Regions from separate parts of the Homo sapiens genome. Here regions 1 and 2 are each linked to region 3. A link is an interaction called in ENCODE POLR2A ChIA-PET data of the cell type or tissue named here. Cell type or tissue: Panc1. All regions are shown on one strand.

The links. Peaks named below come from ENCODE experiments on the same cell type or tissue, not always from the same donor. Only the 100,000 strongest peaks of a DNase experiment are listed, where the experiment ranks them.
Region 1: POLR2A ChIA-PET joins it to region 3 with 19 read pairs; 2 of 35 experiments call an interaction of 5 or more read pairs at or near these places.
Region 2: POLR2A ChIA-PET joins it to region 3 with 10 read pairs; 4 of 35 experiments call an interaction of 5 or more read pairs at or near these places.

Annotation. Positions count from the first base shown.
Region 1 is chr17:73,632,379-73,640,378 of GRCh38, reverse strand. All of the region lies in intron 1 of SDK2 (sidekick cell adhesion molecule 2), which reads left to right. Among named protein-coding and RNA genes, the nearest start is that of SDK2, 8.1 kb to the left of the region's middle. In Panc1, no CTCF peak of the experiment used is centred here; no DNase peak of the experiment used is centred here; H3K27me3 peaks cover 786 bases.
Region 2 is chr17:74,052,005-74,060,004 of GRCh38, reverse strand. No RefSeq gene overlaps it. Among named protein-coding and RNA genes, the nearest start is that of LINC02074, 57 kb to the left of the region's middle. In Panc1, no CTCF peak of the experiment used is centred here; no DNase peak of the experiment used is centred here; H3K27me3 peaks cover 2,309 bases.
Region 3 is chr17:74,199,444-74,207,443 of GRCh38, reverse strand. It overlaps RPL38 (ribosomal protein L38), which reads right to left and starts at 3,766. Exons shown (of 5, transcript NM_000999.4): 1 at 3,699-3,766; 2 at 3,486-3,526; 3 at 3,254-3,314. The coding sequence starts at 3,488. RefSeq lists enhancers at 2,010-2,513, 2,514-3,018, 4,027-4,530 and a silencer at 7,485-7,534. In Panc1, CTCF peaks have their summits at 3,886 (motif pointing left) and 7,644 (motif pointing right); a DNase peak (open chromatin) is centred at 3,823; H3K4me3 peaks cover 2,911 bases; H3K27ac peaks cover 1,672 bases; H3K27me3 peaks cover 515 bases.

The sequences.
Region 1 (8,000 bases), 570 kb after region 3:
CTGCAGAAAATGGCCCCTGCCTGGGAGGAACAGAGTCAGGACCCCCACCCAGAGGCTACATCCCGCTGGCAGCCTGACACCTGCCTCGGAAATCCCACCCTCGACCCCCCCACACACACACCCCACCCCCGCTTCATGCATTTGTTCGGCAAATATTTATCGACTGCCTCTTCCTCGTGTCCTCTACTGGAAGGCCGGCATAGGGGCCAGGAACCTTGTTCTACAAGGGAAAGGAGGCTGGGAAGGAGGCCAAATTCTTTACAGCGATCCTCTGTTTAAACAGCGCCTGAATGGCTGACTTTAAAATGAAGTGTTAACCTGCATATTGGTCCACATTTGACTTTGTACCACAGGACGCAGTCGGGCTGTAAGCTAACAAGGAGGGGAGAATGGGCTTATCTTCTGTCCTAAGGACTAATGGGAATCATTGCATTTGACTTGAAAGACACACGAAAAGTCATCTAGGACCGTCGTCTGCCCACAAGGCCATCTGGTCTCTGCTTGCATACCCTTGATGATGGAGGACTCACTACTGCTCAACACCAGCTGGCTGTTAGCTATGTTTTATGCTGATGAAGAAATTGTCCCCTTATAGCTGGTTTTCCTAGGATCTGGCTGTGGTTGAAGGGGTCCTCTGATTGGCTGGAACCCTCTCCCTGTCCCTACGGACTCCCAGCCCCTCTGGGAGGCAGGAGGCTGAGTTGGAATTGATGTCGGGTGTTAGTGTGCGCCCTGCGGGGTTTCTACCCCGCTCCCCCTGGAGCATGTTGCCACAGACAGCCCTGGAGCTGCCTAAAGCGGTGGGAATTAGTCATCATAATTTGGGGCCTTGGGATGCCAATAGCAACAAATGGGCCAGCAGCAACTGGCGGCTGCAGCCCACTGCCTGTAATGGAAAGGAAAACAAGCTGGTTGCCGAGACACCCCGGGTGCCCCCTCCCCTAGGTGTCCCACCCCTGCTGTCCATGTGCTGGGCAGGAGGCAGAGCCAGTGAGCAGCGTTGAGCAGGGATGCTCAGCATCCCCGGGGGAAGGGAGAGAGGGGACTGCAGGGCTTGTCCCCTCAGACTCCCTGGGCCTGGTGCCTGGACCAAAAAGCCTCTTGCTGAGCCCAGGGAGCCCTGGGGAGACCCTTCTCCTGCAGACGTGGTGAATGGCTCCCAGCGTGGCTTCTGCCCCTTTGAATCCTGCCTCCATCACTGGGCGATGCTGAGCTGAGCCAGTTTTCTCATCTGTAAAATGAGTAAAGTTAAAAATAGTTGTGTCTACCAGCCAGGCACAGTGGCTCACGCCTGTAATCCCAGCACTTTGGGAGGCCGAGGCCGGCAGATCACTTGAGGTCAGGAGTTCGAGACCAGCCTGGCCAACGTGGGGAAACCCCATCTCTATTAAAAATGAAAAAATTAGCCAGGCGTGGTAGTGGGAGCCTATAGTCCAAACTACTTGGGAGACTGAGGCAGGAGAATCTCTTGAACCTGGGAGGCGGAGGTGGCAGTGAGCTGAGATCGTGCCACTGTACTCCAGCCTACACAACAGAGCGAGACCCTGTCTCATTAAAAAAAAAAAAAAAAAAGACTGTTATCTACCTTTTAGAGTTGTCTTGGATAATCAAATGAGATTGTCCAGATCACTTTGAAAATGCCCTTTGTAAATGTTAAGTTCTTATAATGTGTCCATTACAGTCCAGGAGGGTGTCCTGATCACTGCCCCTCTACTCCCCAGACATGAACCTCCCCTCCCACCTCATCTCCTCACTCCCCCTGCATTCACTCCTGTCCCCACACTGACTGCCTGTTGTTCCTGGAATTTACCAGGCCTCCAACCTGGCACTTGAAGTTCCTGCCTTTCCATCAGTGGTGCCCACACCACCCAGATGTCTACAAAGTTCACCCTTGTTTCCTCCAGGACTTCCTCCTAATATGTCTTATCCATCTCGGAGCACCCTATAACGTGGCATCTTCCAGCACCCACTCCCTCGCTCTCCATCATTTTCTCCATTGCACTCAGCTCCAGCTGACATATATTGACTTGTTTGTTTATTATTGGTGTCTCTGGAGGGCAGGGGCTTTGTTTCATTCACTGGTATATTTCTAGCCACTAGGGCAGTGCCTGGCACGTAGGAGGAGTCAGCATAATATGAAGACTGAATGAATGAATGAATGCTTACTGGAGGCATACAGCCCACGGTCATCTGGCCCCTCCCAGCTCTCCAGCTTCCTGCCAGGCCTCTCGCCCCATCTCCAGAGCTGATTGACTTGTGAAATGCCTCTCGTCTCTGTACATCCAGCACACCCCATGCCATGTAGCCCTCAGCGCACTGAGCAGCCAGGTACCTCAAGAGTGGGGGCCCCGCCCTCCAGCAGCTCCCGCAGATGCATCCATGGAATGGGGTAGTGTTGCCATTGAGACAGGAGTCCCTGCTCAGATTTTCTGGTCATTTTCCCAGCTCTTCCTGATTCTGGCCCGACAGATGAATCTGCCTCTTAGCAGGCCTGGCATCTGGGTTGGGCAGCCCCTGGGTCTCTGCTGAAGCCCCATCAGCTGAACTCCAACTTTATGATGTGAAGGAAATTGAGAGGAGGGGTAGAAGGTTTAGGGGGTAATGCCATTCATACATGGATGTACCATTTGAAATACACAAGGTCCTTGATTAATGCTCCAGAGGAAAAGGGAGAGGAAGATCTTGCCTCAGCACTTATATTCCCCTCCAGGCGCGGTGGCTCATGCCTGTAATCCCAGCACTTTGGGAGGCCGAGGCAGGCAGGCTGAGGTCAGGAGTTTGAGACCAGCTTGGCCAACATGGCAAAACCCTGTCTCTACTAAAAATACAAAAATTAACCAGGTGTGGTGGCGCATGCCTGTAATCCCAGCTACTTAGGAGGCTGAGGCAGGAGAATTGCTTGAACCTGGGAGGCAGAGGCTGCAGTGAGCCGAGAACACGCTACTGCACTCCAGCCTGGGCGACAGAGCAAAACTCTGTCTCAAAACAATAATAATAATTATTTAGCCTGTGTTTCTTCTGATTGTAGCCCATTCATTAGAGTGGATCACATGGTCCCACCTAATGGCAAGGGAGCTAGGAAGTGCAGGCTTTCGTGTGCTGGAAAAAGACAACAGGATCTCATGCACTGGCAATGCCTAGTGTTCCTTCATAACCACAGAGAAGACATTGTGGTCTCTGCATTTCATACAGAGGGTGACTTTACACAAGACATTTTTACCTTGCACATTCCTAAAGCAGAACCCCAGTCTGTGCTGTTACTTCCTTGTTTGGAGGCTTATTTTATTCCCCCTTAAGCTGTTAAGAAGTGGTATGTATAGGATCAGTGCCTCAGAATTGGGCTGACCTGGGTTCAAGCTCTGTCAGCTGCTATCTGTGGCACTCTGGGTTAAGTCACTTAACATTCTCAACCTCTGTTTCTTTGTCTGTAAAACAAGGAGAAAAACCTTCCAAGGCTTAAATGAGATAATACACATAGAGCAGTGAGAATGGAGCCTGACATATCATAAGCACTTGTTTAATAAATGACTTTAACTATATTTGTACTTCTGTGCTTGCCCCTCCAAATGGCCTTAAGACTGCATTAAGACGGCTTTTCTTCTCTGGTATCTTTGCTGTATATTTCACCCATATCTTCCACATCTTCTCACCTTTTTCTTTTCTTTTCTTTTCTTTTTTTTTTTTTTTTTTTTTTTTTTGAGACAGAGTCTTGCTTTGTCACCCAGGCTGGAGTGCAGTGGCATGATCTCAGCTCACTGCAACCTTCACCTCCCAAGTTCAAGTGATTCTCCTGCCCCAGCCTCCCGAGTAGCTAGGATTACAGGCACGTGCTGCCACGCCTGACCAATTTTTTAGTAGGCACAGGGTTTCACCATGTTGGCCAGGCTGGTCTCAAACTCCTGACCTCAAGTGACTCGCCCACCTCGGTCTCCCAAAGTGCTGGGATTGCAGGCATGAGCTGCCGCACTTGGCTCACCCCATTTTCTTTTGCTTCTTCCCCAGTTTAGAATCTTTTTGTCTTCCCTTCCATCCCGAGCTCACGTTTGGTGCACAGTTCTGCTTGTCAGACATGGCAAGGTGCATTACAACCATCGTCTGCCTCAGTCCTCCCTATCACTCTGACATGTGGATAAAGTGAGGCTGAGAGATTAACCACCCAAGACCTTCTAGCGGGGAAGTTGAGGAGTCAGGATGTGAACCCAGGCCTCTCTGGTCCCAACATCTGTCCTCTTTCCACTGCTCCAGGCTGCCTTTGGCTTCCACGGCATACGTCACTGTCTTCCCAAGAAGAGACAGCTATTCTCCAGGGAGATGCCCAGACAATTGTACTGTTTGAAGACGGGCTGGTCCAGGGAGGGGTGTAGAGTTTGGAAAGAGGCCTTGGAACTCCTCCTCCTCCTCTTCCTTTTCCTCCTCCTCCTCCTGCTCCTCCTGGCTCTTGCCTCCACCCTGGCTGTGTCCTCACTAGGCCTTAACTTGGCAGAATATTGAAGGTCTTCTGCTCTCCTCCTTGTCTCCATCTCTCTCTGGGGTTGGGATGCCCCAAAGCTATTTGAGGAGTTCCCTTAAGGTCATTTGGGGCATTCAGAACTGGCTTGCCAGTAACTGAGCCACACAAATGCCTTCTAAATTGAATGAGGTGTGAGGGTGGGGAGGATGAGGGGAAGAAAGGCAATTAAAGTTTGATGCCATGTAGGAAGCTATTAGTGACCCAGAGGGGTGATGAAATTTTGATGATGTGACAGTCCTAACGGAAGGAAATATTATTTGCCATAATGAGGCTCATTCAGGGAATTTGGCATCTGGGGCGGACACCAGTGACTCTCAAGGGCCTCGTAAAGCCAGGACTCTGGAAATTTCCCCCTTCCCTGGGCACCTCCCTGGAGGTACAGATCTGGGAGGCCCAGAATCTGAGTAAAGGTCAAAAATATCACTGGGCACCTGAACAATTGGGCTGTCACCACATAATGTGAGTTAATTATGAATCTGGAGCTGATGCTTCATTTGCTGCTTCGAGCCGTGAGAGCCAGTGCAGAAAGTGGCAGCAGGGGCCCAGACGGGACAGCAGAGAGCACCAAGAAACCTGAAATGGGCCGGGCGCAGTGGTTCACACCTGTAATCCCAGCACTTTGGGAGGCAGAGGCAGGCGGATCACTTGAGGACAGGCGTTCAAGACCAGCCTGGCCAACATGGTGAAACCCCATCTAAAAATACAAAATACAAAAATGAGCTGGGCATGGTAGCACGTGCCTGTAATTCCAGCTACTCGAGAGGCTGAGGCAGGAGAATTGCTTGAACCTGGGAGGCGAAGGTTGCTGTGATCTGAGATGGCGCCACTGCACTCCAGCCTGGGGTACAGAGTGAGACTCTGTCTCAAAAAAAAAAAAATAGAAACCTGAAATGCGGGTGACTCCCTGGGCTCAAATCCTACCTGTCATTTACTGCCTGGGTGACCTTGGATGAGTTACACACCCTGTCTATGCCTCAGTTTCTTCATCTGTAAAACGAGGATAACAGTTGGGTTGTGACAGGGTTTAACGAGCTGTGCTAAGCTTTTAGGACACAGTGTTCTGTGTATGTATCATAAACACTGAATAAGTGTTTGTCATGTCATTGTCCTTAGTATCTTTATCTTGGAAGCAAGGTCCGTTTGGGGCCTGCAGTTTGACAGGTGCCCCTGCCCCGACAGCTTTTGTTCCTTTTGTCTTTCACACACCTGCCAGTGGCATCTAAACTTCTGCTGTTAAGGATTTATTGATTTGGTTAAGACATTCTCTGTCTCCAGCTTAAAATGCAAATATGGCACAGAGAACCCACCTATTAAGCTATTATCAGCTGTTCAGCCTTAAGGTGAATGTATTTATTGGATCCTGCCATAAAATCTCAAATGTATGTGGGTAGCTTTCATAGACATCGCATTTGCTCTTCACCCCAGTCTATGAAGGAGGTTGGCCAGAAAGTATTAATGTTATTAACATTGTTAGTATGGAAGTTCAGAAATATTAAGTAACTTGCCAAGGTCGCTTGACTTGTAAGAAAGAGATGATGAATGCAGGTCAGCTGCCTCCCAGGCCATTGCCTTAGATTTGGCCAAGATACCCACATTCAGGAACTGTTTGCCATGCTGCTTTGGGCTGGTGGACCCAGGGTAGGCTCATTTGACCACAGGCTTCTCCTTAGCTTGGGTGGGCACAGGAGGAGGACACAGGGGGCACCCTGGGCTGGCCTCTTCTTTCTCTAAGGACACTTGGAGCCCCCTCTTGATGTCCATAGGGTCTTAGTGATGGGGTCTGGATGCTGAGACCTGTCATTATCACGCCCTTGCTCTTAGAACCCTGGTAGCTTCCCCACAGCTGTGGCCTCAACGGCAAACTCTCCACAATCTGGCCCTACCTGCCACTGCAATCTCGCCTCCACCTGTCCCCACGCCAGCCTTCCACCAAGCTCACACTGCCCTCCCCACCCTGCCAGCCCAATAGCACCTTCCTTTCTCCCCTTTCGAACCCCTGTTCTCCTCTCCACTGACCCCAAAAAGTCTAGCGTGAAGCCGTCCCTGACTTCCAGCTGGGACTCCTCCTCCCAGTTGTTCCAGTCTAGATGTCTCGCTGGGCACTTTGGCCTTGTTGATTCTGAATTATCTTTTAATATCTGTGTGTAACTGATTTCTTTAATTGTGAACTCCTTGAGTTTAGATAATAACCCTTCATCCACAAGGACTGAGGTACTAGACGTAAATTATTTCTTGAATTAATGCACTTAACTCTTTTAAGGGTGCTATGGAGGTAATTGTGAAGTCAGAGAGAGAATATAACAAGTTCATGACTCTGTGTGGGCCTCAGAGGCCACAGTGGAAGAGTCTCATTGGGTCCTTTTGGGCCAGGCCTTTTAGCCTGTGTGGCCACAAGTGTCCTCATTGGGAAAAAAATGGGAAGGTAAATGCAGCTTTTCCAAACTCTTCCATGATGTTCCACTCATGGTAAGGAGGGTGGACACATGCCCTGGGGTATCCGGCCATGCAGCCTGAAACCACCTACTATCCCATGACCTTTTCCTTATATATTTCTAAATTTTATTTTATATTTAATTTTATATTTTTTGAGATGTCGGTCTCTGTCAGCCAGGCTGGAGGGCGGTGGCGTAGTAAGAGCTGACTGCAGCCTCAACCTTCTAGGTTCAAGCGATCCTCCCACATCAGCCTCCTAAGTAGCTGGGACCACAGGTGTACACTACCATACCCAGCTAATCATTTTATTTTTTTTGTAGATACAGGGTCTTGCTCGGTTGCCTAGTCTAATCTTGAATTCCTTACCTCATGTGATGCTCCTGCTGCTGCCTCCCAAAGTGCTGTGGTTTCAGGTGTGAGCCACCACACCCAGCCTATTTTAGTTTTAAAATGTGTGAATATGTGCATTCTACTCCATGGGCTATCTAAATTCTATCCCAACACATAAAGGATATGTTAAAGCTGGTTGATGCTGCTGGAAGATGTGGCTTGTCGTCCCCATGGCTTCCTGGACCCCCTAGAACATACATCAAAATCTGGTCTTGAAAGACTTGAATGAGTCACAGCATCTGTAAGATTCTAAGATGCTTTACATGTATATATTTAAGCTGTTTGTGTTTAAAATTTTCTGTGCTGTTTTCTAAAGCAGTTGGACCTCAAACATAGTTGAGTCACTCTACCTGTATTAGTCAGGGTTCTCTAGAGGGACAAAACTAACAAGACAGATGTGTATATGAAGGGGAGTTTATTAAGAGTATTGGATCACACAGTCAGAAAGTGAAGTCCCACAATAAGCCATCTGCAAGCTGAGGAGCAAGGAGGTCAGTCCAAGTCCCAAAACCTCAAAAGTAGGGAAGCCGACAGTGCAGCCTTCAGTCTGTGGCCAAAGGTCTGAGAGCCCCTGGAAAATCACTGGTGTAAATCTGAGAGTTCGAAAGCTGAAGAACTTGGAGTCCGATGTTCAAGGGCAGGAAACCTCTCACACGGGGAGAAAGAT
Region 2 (8,000 bases), 150 kb after region 3:
CCAAGAGACTCAAACCCAAGTGACTGAATTGGATGGAGATTAATGCATGGGGTTGCAATCAAGTACTTTCCTCCTCACCCCCACTGCTTTCTCCCTGCTACTTAGCTAGTGGGAGTTTGTGTAGACAGCACATCTCTTATAGGCAATAAAGTACTAGTGTGAGGGATTTTGTGGGCTGCTCCACAAGGCCTGTGATCCTCCTCTTACTATCCCCACCCCGATGTTTTTCCTTTGCTCACCAGGGCTGGCCAGGAAGGCTGCCTCTTTCAACGTCCCCAAGGCAACCACTCTATGTCAGCAAGGACTCCTGAACCCATGGCAACCCACCAGCTGCTGCTCTGGGAAGTGAGACCTTACCAGCTTGCTGCCTCCCCAGCAATGCAGCTGCCCTGTTGGTCAGGACAACCTCTCAGGAGGGTATCAGGCCCTGGTGTACAGTCCTTTCTTCTAGAAAGAGACAAACAGTGCAATCACCACAGCCTCCCACTTCTTCTTAGACAGATCTCACATCGGATTCACAGGGGCTTCCTGGGAACATAATTCTGTTGAGCCTTAGAAATCAGGTAGGATTTTGACTGATTTGGGAGGTTGGTTAATTTTACTTTTATTTTGTTCTCTACAGCTGCTGTTAAGCCTGGCTTAGGGGTCCACCCTTTCCCAGCCCCCTTCCCTTTCTTTATAACCTGGATTTTGCACAATCTATATCTCTCTATATCTCTGCATCCATCCATCCATCCATCCATCCATCCATCCATCCATCCATCTCCCTCCCTTTGCCCATTTGTCTCTTTCTTGATATAGGCTAGACTTTCCCAAAGTAATTTCAACAAAAAGTAAAGGAAAAAATCAAATGAGATGCACACCTTTCTCTCCAAGCCACAAACAGTGCATAACATCATCAGGTAGTCAGGCTTCTGAAGGTTCTCTACACACGCCTGATCTCTCCAATAGCTAAGGCTCTCACTTTCAGTGTGGTTAGTGGTTAGGGAAATGGACTTGAGAGCTGGACTGCCTGGGCTCAATTCTCAGCTCTGGTACTGGTCTCATGGCCTTGGGAAAGTGTTTTGTTGTTGTTGTTTTGTTTTTACATTTCTCTGCCTCAGTGCTTCTTCGGTAAAATGGGAATAAAAAGAGTAACTGTCTCATAAGATGACTGTGAGAATGAAATCAGTGAATTAATATGTACAAAGAGCTTAAACATCACTTGGAACATAGTAAGTGATATATGAGAGTCAGTTCTTATGACTAGTACTGGGCACATAAGGTGGCAAGACCCCCTTATCCCCATTTTTAGTTCTTGGCAAGTCCCCCTTTGACTCCAGGTTGCTAAGCACAGCTATGCAGGTTGCACACTACATACCCCATCTCCACAGACTCACTCACTCACTCTTCTCCTGTGCAGGGAGGAGTTAGGGTGGCGTTTCGGGCAGATCATTATGGCAAATGGAGTTTGCAGCAGGACTAACAGGGTCACCTTCAGGGTCCTGGATGAAGTTCATTCTTTCAGGGCCACAGAAGCGTAGAAAACTCTTTAGTCATAAGTTGGTGGGGGTGCCAAGAGGAAAGGCACAGCAGAGAATGCTAAGAGCCTAAGGATGTGACTGGAGAATCTCCTGAAGTTATAGATCCTGCAGGCAGGGCTGGCTTCAGGGAAGTGCAACCTGTGCAGTCGCACTGGTCCACATGCTTGGAAGAGGCCCCTTATTTTCACTTTGCACTGAGTCCTCAAGTTACATGACTGGTCAGTCCTACCCCATAAGGCATGGATTGCAAAGGAGAACAAAGAATCCACGGAGGTGATCGACTTTGAGGTGAAGCTGGGAGAGGAAGATGATGGTGCCATCAACAGAAAAAGGTCAGCCAAAGAGCTACATTTCGGTGGAAGAAAATGTTAAATTTGGATGTGGCCCCATTGTGTTAGCTTTCCCCAAGCTCACAGGGAGGCAGTGCCTTCTGTCTCCCAGGTGGAGGCCTGTGTAAACACACACACCTGGGGACGGGTTTGTATCAGACATGTCTCATACATGGCTTCAGTTCTCTGGGGACCTCTTTCTTCAGCTACTGAGGCAGCAACCAGTTCTATGCGAGCTCCGATTGCCTTTCTCAGCACCTGTCCCATCCCGGACTCCCCTTGTATCCTGTTCCTTTCTGACAGCATGGTGTGGGCTGTCCTAGGAGCCTGCTCTAGAACCCTGCACATGCAGCCTGGAAGCATGGGGAAGTTAATAGCAGTGGAGCCACCCTTGACCTCAGGGGTCAGTAGCTGATTGATGGTTAAATTCTTTCCCCTTTTGTTCCCTGGGCAAAAAAAAGTTCCCCTAGTTTTACAGGATTGAGCACTGGGTGCCTGTAGCCACGGCCAATTCCAAACAGCACGTCTTTGAGTTGTCTTTTTCTCCTTCCCTGCTGCTCCCTGAGGACACACCTGTAAATAAACTTGTGCCAGGGAGACTCTACAATGATGCCCAATCACCCCTTTCTCCTGAAATTCATTGTGCAATTCTCTCCCCTTGGGTATGGGCTCAGCTACTTGCCTTTAACCAATAGAATATGGAAAAAGTAATGGGATGTCCCTTCTGTGATTAAGTTACAAGAGAGAATAACTTCTGTCATGTTACAGAGTCTTTCTATTGCCTTCTTGGCTGGCAGGCTTTGATGACTCAGGCTGCCATACTGAAGATGCCCACATGGCCAGGAGCTGGGACCTTTATTCTAACAACCCTCAAGCAGCTGAATCCTGCCAATAATCATGTGAGCTTGGATGTGGGTCCTTCCCTACTTGAACCTTCAGATGAGACCCCAGCCCCAGCTGATACTTTGACTGCAGCTTTGTGAGAGACCCTGAGACAGAGGACCGAGATGAGCCATGCCTTGGCTGCTGGCCCACAAAAACTGTGAGATCAAAATGATGTGTTGTTTTAAGCCATTAACTGTGTGGTAACTTGTCAAACAGTGTATTAGGCCATTTGTGTTGCTACAAAGGAATACCCGAGGCTGAGTAGTTTATTAAGAAAAGAGGTTTAATTGGCTTATGGTTCTGCAGGCAATATGAGAAGCATGGTGCCAATATCTGCTTGGCTTCTGGTGTGGCCTCAAGAAGCTTACAATCACAGCGGAAGGTGACAGGGAGCCAGCATGTTACATGGCAAGAACAGGAACAAGAGAGAGGAGAGGGAGCCAGGTTCTTTTAAACAGCCAGCTCTCCAGTGAATCAGCAGAGCAAGAACTCACGCATTGCCATAGGGAGGGCACCAAGGCATTCATGAGGGACCCACTCCCATGACCTAAATACCCCCACAAGGCCCAGCTTCCAACATGGGGATTACATTTTAAGATGAAACTTGGAGGGGACAAAACATCCAAGCCATATTCCATAGCAACAGGTAACCAATACACCACATGTACCAAAGCCTTGGTCCAAGGCCCTGTCTTCATAGAGCCCAGGCTGTCCTGCGGTCTGCACTGAGCTCACCCTCCAGGAGGCATACTAGAGATCTTTGCACCTCCTTCTCCTCTTACCCACAGGACAGATATCTTGGCCAGTCTTTCTGAATGCCCAGCTGTCCGAGGATGCCTTTCTTTGCTTTTCCCCTCTGTATGGGGGCTGGAGGCAGGTGAACCCCTTGATGAACAGGGTCTCTCTCCTGGGTTTTGCCCAGTTGCAGTTCACACCCCCTTCCCCATGCTTTGTGCCTGTCTCCCAGTTGCTGGGTGGTCAGGGGAGACTCTGCAGAAGGGGCAGGTGCCTGTGCCTCTGGATGGTTCCACTGAAGAACTGATGTAAGGGATGACGTGTGGGGACTGTAGGGCTTCCAGGATCAGGAAGCGGGTGATGGAAGCACCTAGGCAATATGGCCCCAAGCTCCTGAAGACCACCTTCTCCCGTCTCCCTCCTCTCAGCCCCAAAACAACAGACAAGCAAACCTACCCTGAAACAGTGTCGTCACTGCACGAGGCACTGTGCCCATGCAATATCCCATCCGGTGCCAGCCTTGGAGGGAGGTGTCTTCATGCCCCTTTAACAGATGGGAAAGGCAGCATGGTAAGTGACTGCTGGGAAGTCACAGGGCAGCATTCGGCCCAGGTCTGTCACACTCCAAAGTCTGCGAGCTCTTCAGATTCCACTTGGAAGGCTCCTCCCCTTGGCCTAATGTCTCAGGCACACAGCAGCCAACTCAAGACGAGGGTCCCTATTTGGGGAGTCTGGATCCGTGTTTCGCAGTGTGGTCAGTCCATGGGCCAATCGCATCAGCATCAGTGTCTCCTGGGGTCTTGCCAGCAACCACAGATCCCCAGGCTCACCCCAGACCTGCTGTCTCAGCCAGCTAGGGCTGCTGTAACTACAGACCACAGACTGGGGCTTAAACAACAGGCATTGATTTTCTCATTGTTCTGGAGGCTGAAAGCCTGAGATCAGGGAGCCAGCATGGTCGGGGGTTGGGGATGCTCTCTTCCAAGGTTGTAGAGGGCTGCCTTCTCAATATGTCCTCACATGGTGGGGTGGGGTGGGATGGGGAGGGAGAGAGAGAGAGAAGGGGAAAAAGAAGGGGAGAGAGAAATAAGGAGAGAGAGAGAGGGACAGAGAGAGAGGAAGAGAAAGAGAGGGGGAGAGGCCGGGCGTGGTGGCTCATGGCTGTAATCCCAGCACTTTGGGAGGCTGAGGAGGACAGATTGCCTGAGCTCAGGAGTTCGAGACCAGCCTGGGCAACATAGTGAAACCCCATCTCTACAAAAAAGAATATATATGTATACACATATATAAAAACACAAACATTAGCCGGGCATGGTGGTGCATGCCTGTAATCCCAGCTTCTCAGGAGGCTGAAGCAGGAGAATCACTTGAACCCGGGAGGCCAAGGCTGCAGTGAGCCGAGATCGTGCCACTGCACTCCAGCCTGGGTGACAGAATGAGACTCCTTCCCATCCAAAAAAAAAAGAAAGAGGGAGAGAGAGAGAGAGAAAGAGGGAGAGAGAGAAAGGGAGAGAGAGGGAGAAAGGGAAAGGGAGAAAGACGGAGACAGAAGGAGAGAGAGAAAGGGGAGGGAGAGAGAAAGAGGGAGAGTGAGAGAAAAGGAGAGAAAGAGGGAGAGGGAGAAAGAGGGAGAGAGTGAGACAGAGAAAGAGGGAAAAAGAGGGAAAGGGAGAAAGAGGGAAACAAAGGGAGACAGGGAGAGAGAGAAAGAGGGAGAGCAGGTTCTCTGGTTTATCTTATGAGAGCACTGATCTCGTTATGAGGGCCTGGCTTTCATGACTTTAACTCATTATCCCCCCAAAAACTCCACCTCCAAATACCAGCACACTGGGGGCCAGGATGCAACATATGAATCTGGGGGGGGGACACACACATTCAGTTCGTAACAGCCACTGAGTCAGTGGTGATTCTGATGTACCCCAGCGTTTGAGAGCCACGGGAGAGTCTGTATGGAGGTTGTGGGATCTGATTGTTCCAACTGTGTCCATGCATGTCCTTGGGCTGTTCTTGAGGAAAGTTTCGTAGACAAGGAGAAAGTGTCAACATGTTTACAGAGTGCTTTGAGCTGCTGGGCACCCCAGATGCTGTCTCAGCATTTCCCAGATGGCAGGCCTTGAAATCAGTGTCCCAAACCAAGTAGGGGGCTGCTTGTGACTAATTATTGCTGGAAGAGAGATGGCTGGTAATATTCTTGCGCATCATCAGCCTTTGCAGGGAGAATGTGTGTTGGTTTGACTCAAAAAGACTGAACTGCAGTAGGAGAGACTGAAGTTAGACACCTTGAAGAACTTCCAGGCTGTTACGTATCTTACTAATTTTTCGAGTCAAAAAGGAGTAGGTAAAGGCAGCCAGGTCTGGAAGCCAGGGTCACACAAATGGCTACGTTGGATCTTTCTTAGCAGCTGGACATGTACTTCAGCAAACTAACCTCATAAGCATTCATTACGTGTGTGGCTGGGACGCTAACAGCCTTCGTTCAACATCACTTTGCTCTCTGTCTTAGCAAGAAGGAAACACATAAAATAAATAAAGGGAAGGAAGAGATTTCATGTTTTTCTAATAGAACGGGTGGGCCGGGGGGTGGAAAATGATTTCAGCCCAGCACTTCCAAGCTGCTGTCATAGCCATCCCTCCCCTCAAAGCAGCAAGAACCGCAAAGCCAAATTCAATAAAGATGAAGAACAGCATGTGTGAGCTGCTCTGGAATGAGCCCGTCATTCCCAGTGAGGCCCGAGGGGAGAGCAAGATGATGGGCTCCTGGAGTTCCACCACCGTTTTGAGATGGTGGCCTCTTCTGGCTCTGGAGATGGAAAGGCAGCAACAATCAGAGGTGCGGGCTGTCATGGGGCTGGGCCTCAGAGGCTCTCGGAGCAGCCAGGGTTGTGACTGGTGTCAATCAGGGCGGACGGTCTCCAGGTCAAGCTGCTGCAGCTCTGCTACCTTGGAGTGGCAGGTGGGAGCGAGAGAGGGAAGGCAGGAGGATGGGAAGCTGCTTTTCGGAGGCCTCGGGTTCTTGATCTGCTTTAGCTCGGAGCAGCTGTTTGCTCCCGGGCTGGTTGCCGCTCCTCTGCAAGCCTCTTATTTCCTTATCTGTAACAGGCAGGGGTGGGACAGACTGGTGGTTCTTCAACCTGGCAGGGCTGGGGTCCCAGCATTGCTACTGTTAAAAGGTTCCCAGAACATTCTCATGCTTTGGGCTGAGGACCACTGGCTTGGAGTCTGCACGGCTGAGCCTGGGGCCTCAGTGATCGCTAAAGACTCTCCAAACGAGGATACAAAACCATACTGCAACACCCTAGCCTGTCCCTCACCAGGGCTCCCGGGATCTCTCCACCAGGAACAACAGAGGGCGCTTGGAATCCCTGTAAGTGGGGTCATGCTGGCACCCCTCGACAGCCATGGAGAGGTGGTTATCAGAGTTTGCAGGGTTCCCTGGCCCGGCACTGGAACGCAATGCGCAAGTCTCGGAAGGACTTCTGATAGATCACTGCTTCTCTCTCTCTCCGGTGCCCTGGGGAAGGGAGATCAGGATTATGCAAGGACTGCGGGGAACCAGGCAGGTCCCAGCCCGGGTTCCTGTCGCTCAGGGGTCTGCAGCATCAGCACTGAGCTTCTCCAGGCCTGTTTACCCATCTGTGAAATGCAGATGAGAATCCTACCTGCCTCACAGGTGAGGGTGAATGACAGCAGTGCCTGGTGCATGGAAATGAAGCCCACTGTCCGTGTTACTGGCTTTCTGATTAAATGATGCCTTTCTGGAGGGCAGGGCTGGCCAGTGCTGGGCTGAGCTTGCACACCCGGCAAGCCGGAGAGCAGGCTGTCCACACACATCGTTGAATGTATGGAAAGAAAGACGGGAGGGGAGCAGGGAAGAAGAGATAAAGCGGGGTGGTGCTTACTACTTCTAGAACGTGACCAGCAGTAGAATATGCCCAGGAAGCTTTGAGGTGGCCCCTGCAGGGATGTGGCCCCACCGAGTGGGCCTAGACACAAGTGAAGATGGAGGAGGAGGAGGACAAGGAGGGCTGACAAGGGGACCTCCCTCCTTCCATCTCCTAAAAACCAAATCTTTGCCCCAACAAGTGGAATTCAACATGGAACACCATGGGTACCCCAAGGGTTGGTGTCAGAGCTCAGCTAGTTTTACAAGCTCGAAAACAACAACTCAGGCTGGGCGTGGTGCCTCAGGCCTGTAATCCCAGCACTTTGGGAGGCAGAGGTGGGAGGATTGCTTGAGTCCAGGAGTTCAAGACCAGCCTGGCCAACATAGTGAGACCCTTCACTATGTCTCTTCCAAAAAAAACAAAAATTATCCAGGTGTGGTGGCGCGTGCCTGTGGTCCCAGCTGCTCTTGAGGCTGAGGTGGGAGGGTCATTTGAGCCCCAGGACTTCAAGGTAGCAGTGAGCTGTGATCATGCCATGGCACTCCAGCCTGGGCGACAGGGCGAGACCCTGCCTCAAAAAAAAAAAAAAATGACAAACATTTTACTTGTTTTTTTTTCTTTCGCTGTCACATCAAAGCTATTTT
Region 3 (8,000 bases):
AGAATATTTGCACACACATGTTCAGAGCATTATTCACACTAGCGAAAATGTAGAAGCAACCCAATGTCCATCAATAGACGAATAAACAAACCGTGGCCTACCCACACAATGGAAAACTCGGCCTTCAAAAGAAAACTCCGGTCTGGGTGTGGTGGCTCCTGCCTGTAATCTCAGCACTTTGGGAGGCTAAGGTGGGAGGACTGCTTGAGGCCAGGAGTTGGAGACTAGCCTGGCCAACACAGATCCATCTCTAAAACACCAAAAATTAGCCAGGTGTGGTGGCGCATGCCTGTAGTCCCAGAGACTCTGGAGGCTAAGGTGGGAGGATCACTTGCGCCCAGGAGATCAAGGATGTAGTGAGCCATGATCACACCACTGCACTCCAGCCTGGGCAGGAGTGAGACCCTGTTTAAAAAAAGCAAATTGCAGGCCGGGCACAGTGGCTCACGCCTGTAATCCCAGCACTTTGGGAGGCCAAGGCAGGTGGATCATGAGGTCAGGAGATAGAGACCATCCTGGCTCACTCGGTGAAACCCCGTCTCTACTTTAAAAAAAAAAAAAAAATTAGCCCGGCATGGTGACAGGCGCCTGTAGTCCCAGCTACTTGGGAGGCTGAGGCAGGAGAATGGCATGAACCTGGGAGGCGGAGCTTGCAGTGAGCTGAGATTCCGCCACTGCTCTCCAGTCTGGGCAACAGAGTGACATTCCATGTCAAAAAAAAAAAAAAAAAAAAAAGAAAGAAAAAACAGAAGGCAATTCTGACACATGCTTGAGGACATGTGAAGAGAAGCCAGTCACAAAAGGTCAAATATGCAATAGCAGACCCACTTGTATGGGGTATCCAGAGCAGTCACATTCAGGGACAAATTGGAAGGTGGTTGCCAGGGGCTGGGGAAGAATGGGGAGCTGGTGTTTAACAGAGGGAGTTTCAGTTTGGGAAGATAAAGTTCTGGAGATGGGCGGTGATGGTGGCAGCTGCTCAACAATGTGTATTTACTGAATGCCACTGAACTGTACAATTATGCTTTGTTGCCCAGCCCGGAGTGCAGTAGCATAATCGTGGCTCACTATAGCCTCAATTTCCTGGATTCAAGCAATCCTACCTCAGCCTCCTGAGTAGCTAGGACCACCAGCACACGCCCGGCTAACTTTTTTCTTTTATAGAGACAGGGTCTCACTATGATGCCCAGGCTAGTCTCATCCATCTGCCTCAGTCTCCCAAAGTGCTGGGATTACAGATGGGAACCACCATACCCAGTGTAAATGGTAACTTTTACGCTATGCCTATTACACGTTAAAAATTAATACAACCATTTTAAAAAGTTTTTTCAACAAACAGCTACTGACACTTTACTGTCCCCAGGGGACTGTGACCACTACCTTTAAAGCCACATCATCTAAAATGAAGGTTCCCAATTTTTTTTGTGAGACAGTCTCGCTCTGTCACCCAGGCTGGAGTGCAGTGAGACAATCTCAGCTCACTGCAACCTCCGTCTCCTTGGTTCAACTGATTCTCCTGCCTCAGCCTCCTGAGTAGCTGGGACTGCAGGCGTGTGCCACCATGCCTGGCTAATTTTTTTATTTTTAGTAGAAATGGGGTTTTGCCATGTCGCCCAGGTTGGTCTTGAACTCCTGGTTCAAGCGATCTGTCCGCTTTGGCCTCCCAAAGTGCTGGAATTATAGGCATGAGCCACCACGCCCGGACCACCACCCTTTTAAAACACAATCAAACGGTGGTGTCGTGTTTAACTTGCTGAGAAGGGTAAGTTACCTGCAGGTAGAGTTGGGCTTCAAACTAGGCAGTGACCCCATATGGTCTGAAATAAAACTGACCTGATAACCTCATCTCTTTACACAAAACACTAGCCAACAGTCATCATTCCCACCAGATGCTATTTGTCCCCACAGGTGGTCACTACCTCAAAGGTGACAGCCTGTTTTGGGTAATGGGGACACAAATATGACCCCCATCTCTGCCTACCCCCAACTCATTGAAAGACTCTCCCTGTACACCAACCACCGTCTGGCACCACGGCTGGCAGAGCATTAGAGACGGCTGGTGTCTTAGCCCACCTTAACAGGCCTGTCCCATGCAACCTCACTTCCACATGTGACCTGATTCTCAGTCAGCTGAAAAAAGATGACTGGGTTAAAGTAACAACATAACTCAAGACCTAGCTTGTATCAAACACAAGCCCCCCCAATCTCCTTCAAGTATCACAAAGGAGTAACACAACTACCTCTCACACTTGGTGTAAAAATTTAAGTAAGTGGGCAGCAGAGATTGGCACCTATCCATCGAAAACCTGCTGTTTAAGGTTTTTCATTAATCACCTTCTTTCCCCTGTATGTACAAGCTGGGAAACAGACCTATGACAGTCCAACTTAAACTCTGTGACTTTACAATGGTGGTAATGCGATATACATTCAGTAGAAGCCCTGCTTCAAATTTTGATCTTGGCGGGGCACAGTGGCTCACACCTGTAATCCCAGCACTCTGGGAGGCGGAGGCAGGTGGATCATCTGAGGTTAGGAGTTCGAGACCAGCCTGGCCAACATGGTGAAACTCTGTCTCTACCAAAAACACAAAAATCAGCTAGGCATGGTGGCGCGCCCAGCTACTTTGAGGCAGGGGGATCGCTTGAACCTGGGAGGCGGTAATTGCAGTGAGCCAAGATCGCACCACTGCAATCCAGCCTGGGCGACAGAGCCAGACTGTCTCAAAGAAAAAAAAAAATTTTTTTAAATATTTTTCTGGATTAGATAGGTATGATACCTTCTGACACTGGCCAGCGACCACAGGATCACGAGGTAAACGACCATACTACACAGTGTGCCGTGCTCGATACATTACATGCAAATATCCAGCACTTTATTACAAAATGGATTTTGTGTTAAGATTTTGCACAACTGCAGAGAACCTAAACAGTGTTTATGGGACGTGTGTTTTGAGGCTTTCGCGGAGTGGAGATTCCGTTCCGACAATTTACTATATTATACGAAAGAAAACTGAACTCAGGGCGGCCTCTGAGATGATCGCGATTAGCTAAAGATGGTCCTAGAAATTCCAGGGCCTCAACGTGCCCCCCACAGGTCTTTCTCATGGGAAACAGGATGAAACCACTGCTCCCAGAGGGCCAGGCACACACCCAGACGGCCTAACCGTCTCCTGCCTGACATTCCGGGGAAGACGCTCCCGGAGCGGTGCCAGGCTAGGCACCGCTCTTCTTGAACCTTCGGAGCAACCACTTACATTTGGCATCCTTTCGTCGGGCTGTGAGCAGGAAGTCCTTGATTTCCTCAATTTTCCGAGGCTGCAACACAAAGGAAGCGGGTGAACAGAGAGGAAAGAGACACGTCTCCCGGCGATGGCCCAGTCCACCAGCTTCTCCCGGCCTCAGGAGATCCTTGGGAGGCTCTCTCGCCCTCGCCCCGGGGCCCCACGAGCCCACCCCGGGAAGGCGCCAGGCAGGGACTGTACTCACCATGGCGACGAGGCGCGCTGGGCTCTGGCGCGGACCAGGACCTGCGGGAAACAGTCCTCGGCGTTAACACGGCGCGGGGGCTGGCAGCGAACCCCGTTTTCCCGCTCTCCCCCGAAATATCGGCCCCATCGCACTCCCCTTCTCCTCCCCGACACCCTCCACGCGGACCTGGGGTCCCCAGATTTCACCTGGCAGTGGATTGCCCCAGATTACCTTTCTCACCCACGTATCACCCTAGAGACACTCACAGCAAGCAGCAACCGGGGAAAAGGACGAAAAAGAACGAGACTTCCGTTTCCGGGCAGTTAAACCCTCCCAACGGAGGAAACTGGGTACGGTGCCTGCCGAGGATCAAGACTCATGTAGGCGTTCGCACTTCCAATTTCAGCAGCCCTGCCCCCTTGTGGTCGAAGTCAACAGTGCAGCTCCAAGAATGGAATGGACCATCCTGGCTGCCGCCCTCCCTCCGCCTCCCTCCTCTCGCTCCTCCCCATCCCTTCCTCCTAGGACCCCCGCCTCTTCCCCGTCCACCCCTTCCTGTCTTCCCCCGCAACCCCTCAGACCCCAGCCTGGCTTTGCTAGGTTTTAGCTCAGATTCAGTTTGAAGAGCTAACGCTTATTCTCCACGGCTTTCATTGGACCTGCGCAGGGGCATCCACACAGAAAATTCTTCATTCAATGGCAGGGACCCTCGTGTGCACCTTGTAGAACCTGTTGTTCTGGCGCCTCACGTTTTCTTCCCGTCTCCTTTTTGGCACCTGAACCTGTCATGACCAGGGCCCTGGGCTCTTCTTTCCATAAGAGGGAGCGTTCCTGCTTGCTGCTTCCAATTCCCTTAGGAATTGGTGTACAATGAAAGCAAGTTAAGGCCGGGCGCGGTGGCTCACGCTTATAACCCCAGCACTGGGGGAGGCCGAGGCAGGCGGATCGCTTGAGGCCAGGAGTTCGAGAGCAGCCTGGGCAACCTAGTAAGACCTCCCCCCCCCCATCTCTAGCAATAATGATAATAATAATAATACTTCCAAAAGCTGTCGCAGCGCTGCCCCTGGCTAAGTGTCTCACCCCTAGGGCTGATGGTGAGTGGGAGTGCTCCTGCTCTTGCGGGGTCTCACCGCGGCCCCAGAGGGGAGAGGTGGACTCAGGAGTTGAACCCCTGCTGGGCAGATTCCCCAGCCCAGGCTCCGGCCACTTCCTGGGGAGGCTTGGGAAGCCTGGGGAGGGCAGCGTTCCTTTCTCCCCCTAACATCCTTTAGGTTAGACTCTGAGCAACCTGCGGTTATCGATTTTATTTTTATCCTCCATTTTTATTTTATCTCCAACCTCCCTACAAATGTCTACATTTTATTATATTTGTTTCCCCAAAATTTAATAACCACACGGCAGAATGTAATTGCTTCGTGCTTATTATTACAGAGCGGCCCTCCTGAAGGGAAAGAACACTTTGCCATGAGCTTTACTTAGAACTTATTTAACTTAACCTTCCTTTCTTCCTCCCTCCTGCCCTTCCATTAACAAGCTCAGGCTGAGCACCTTCCTGGGGGTGCTGGAGATACAGGAACCAATAGACCTTGCTGCAGAGAGATCACAAAAATATTGTAATAACACTGAAGAGTCTTTTAAAGAAGCTGAACGATGTCTCTGCAACTGTAAATGTGTCGGGGTTCTAGCAGTGGGAAAAGTTAATTGGCAGAAGCCTAATTTTAGATGTCTGAAGGTCGGATCCGATCTGAGAAGCACGAGTGCTTCAGCTCTGACCTGAGAAGGATTTTCCCATACCTCAGAGCCCGGCTTTGCCAGCCCTTCCCATCTCAGGCGATGCCTTTCTGGTCTTTTCTACCCCACTGCTCCTCCACAAGCAACCACCCTTTCAGCCAAGCCGAGGGGCACTTTTGGGCACTTTCTGCCCTCCAGGTATTTGCTCTGCTGTCCACTCTGATGCCAAGTGCCACTGGTCCTTCCGAGCTCAGCTCCCGCCTCCCCTTTTTCAGGCAGGACCCTTCACCCTTGACTTATGTTGCTTGCCGCTCATACAGTGGTTCCTTGCAATCACTTCTCCGTAGGCTGCGTGGAGGTGTTTAACTTTTCATACATGCGCACCACTCTTTTTATTTTTAATTTTTTAAAACTTTTTTAGAGACATGGTCTCCCTAGGTTGCCCAAGCTGGTTTCGAACTCCTGGGCTCAAGGGATCCTCCTGCCTCGGCCCCCCAAAGTGCTAGGATAACAGGTGTGAGCCACTACGCCCCACCTTACCACTTTTCCTTGAAGGCAAGGACAGGGCTCAGCATTCTGTCGATAACTCTCGAAGTGCAGTACCCATCTGTACAGTAAGTGCTCAATGCTAACATTGCAGGATGATCCGGCTGGATGCGGCATCTGAGATCACTCACCATATAAAGGGGTGGTGGATGGAGGGAGGAATTCAGGGAGAGCCAGAAGGAGACACTGACGTGCCTGAAGCAGTGCCTGGCATGTAGTAGGTCCAAAAACTATTTGTTGAATGAATGACTGGTGCTTCTTGCCTCACTGCCGGCCCGACAGGACAAGGACGGGGATAGAAGGAGGAGCTGCACCTCCCTTTTGGCAGCGATCCCAGGGAGACAGATGTTCACCCTCTTGAGTTGTATAATTTAAGGGACCATAGACGTGTAGTAGCAAAACACAATGGCAAATTTGTTCAAGTACCAAAGACCTCCAGCTCCCCAAGGGGGACAAATAGCAAAATAAGCTGCAGCTACTAAAAGTGAGGCAAGGTGCCCAGAGGGCACGCTTCCCTGCTCCATGGGAAGATGAGCCCCAAATGTCCTGGAGTGGCCGGGGACTGTCAGAGACCAAGGGGGGCAGAGCCTAGGCCCTGAGTGCCACAGCCTGAGACCTTGAGCAGATGCTGACCTGGACATGAGCCTCCCTGATGACTCCCATATACACATGAAACAAAACTCTCCAGGGCCTAGGGTGGATCCTGCAGGAGAGGAAAGCCCCGGACTCGAGGGCAGGATGGCCCAGGCTGCCTGTTATGGTCGCTCTGGCCATTGGTAGGCTGGAATGTCCAGTGCTGGCAGCTGTGGGATGGTGAGGGCTATTGCTGTTGTCAAGAGGCGGTAGGGAGGGTCTCAAGCAGTGTGTTGCAGCATGGCTGGAGGCAGGAGAGGCTCAGAGGGCATGTCCGGAGCTACAGGACACAATCCAACCCTTTTCCTTCCTTCCCTTCCCTCACTCTGCTGGCTCTGGGCAGAGAGGGCCTCAGAAGTCACCGGGCCTCCCCTCCTCCCTCCAGCAGCCCCACTCTGGCCACCTCTGAAGGCCAAATGGTTTAGAGTTCTCTCTTCAGTTTTCAGGGACACATTGGAAAGAGGACCAGGATGGGTCAAAAAAACCCCAATGCCCCAGCTCGCAGGTGGGCAGAGGGCTGGCACGGCACATGGCTGGGAAGACTTCCCAACCTCCAGGATTTTCCCCCATTCAATCCATTCCGTTCACTTGGTGAACATCGGGCTGGGCTTGGGAATAAGCAGAATGCGGTTCCTGCTCCAAACACTCATGACTGTTGGGATCCCATAATAAGCTGTGGAGGATGCCCAGAGGCTAGGGGTCTAATTCCTCCTGAGGGAGTCCTGGAAGGCTTCGTGGAGGAGGGGACACAGTCTGCTGCCTCCGAGAGGGGTGCGCAGCAGCTTGCCCGGAGAAGGACTTCCAGACAGAAGGAGGGAGGGAGCTGACGTCAGCCCAGGGTCAGGAGAATGCGGGGTGTTTCTGAGAATGAGTGGGAAGTTCAGTGTGGCAGAGGTAAGGAGGGTCTGGGGCAGGGGGTCGGGGAGAAGAGGCTGGAGGGGGAGTTGGGCTGGAGTTCAGGGCCTTCAGGAGTTCCCCTTCCAGCCTCACTTATGCCCGCTGTGGTCATCGTCACCCAAGGGCCCATCCCTGGGGTCCATAGCACCTCCTTCACTGCCCAGCGGTGATCTTCCGAGCCTTAGTTTCCTGGTTTCTGTGTGTGTGTGCGTGCACGTGTGTGTATGTTTTGGGGGTGGGAGTGTGTGTGCTGTCGCCTCTCTCCCGCCTCGCAGGGTTGCAGCGAAGCTTCTATGGGGTGATTCGCAAAGCTCCAACCCGCACCTCTCAGGCAAGGCCCGCCCTGGGTGCTGTGTCCACTGGCGGCCGCACGGGGGCGCTGAGGCCGCGGCTGGAAACGGAATAGCCCCTTCCGCGCGACTCCTGGGAGCTCAGGCGGAGAGAAATGTCCATAAATTATCGGGAATATTTGTATGCGATTTCATACCTGGTGGAGTGCTTTCATATCCACCATCTCATTTAATCTCCAAGAGGCCCCTGCCTTTGGCTGCCGGCAGGGCTGGCCTTTAAACCATCTCGGAAGGGAGTTGTTTATTAAACCTTAAAGGTTGTCAGCAGGCCGGGACTCTGGTCCCTGGCACTGAACTCATTTACCTGGGAAAGGATGGGGAGTCGGGTGGCGGGGTGAGTTGGTGCTTTATTTATTTATTTTTTTGAGACAGAGCC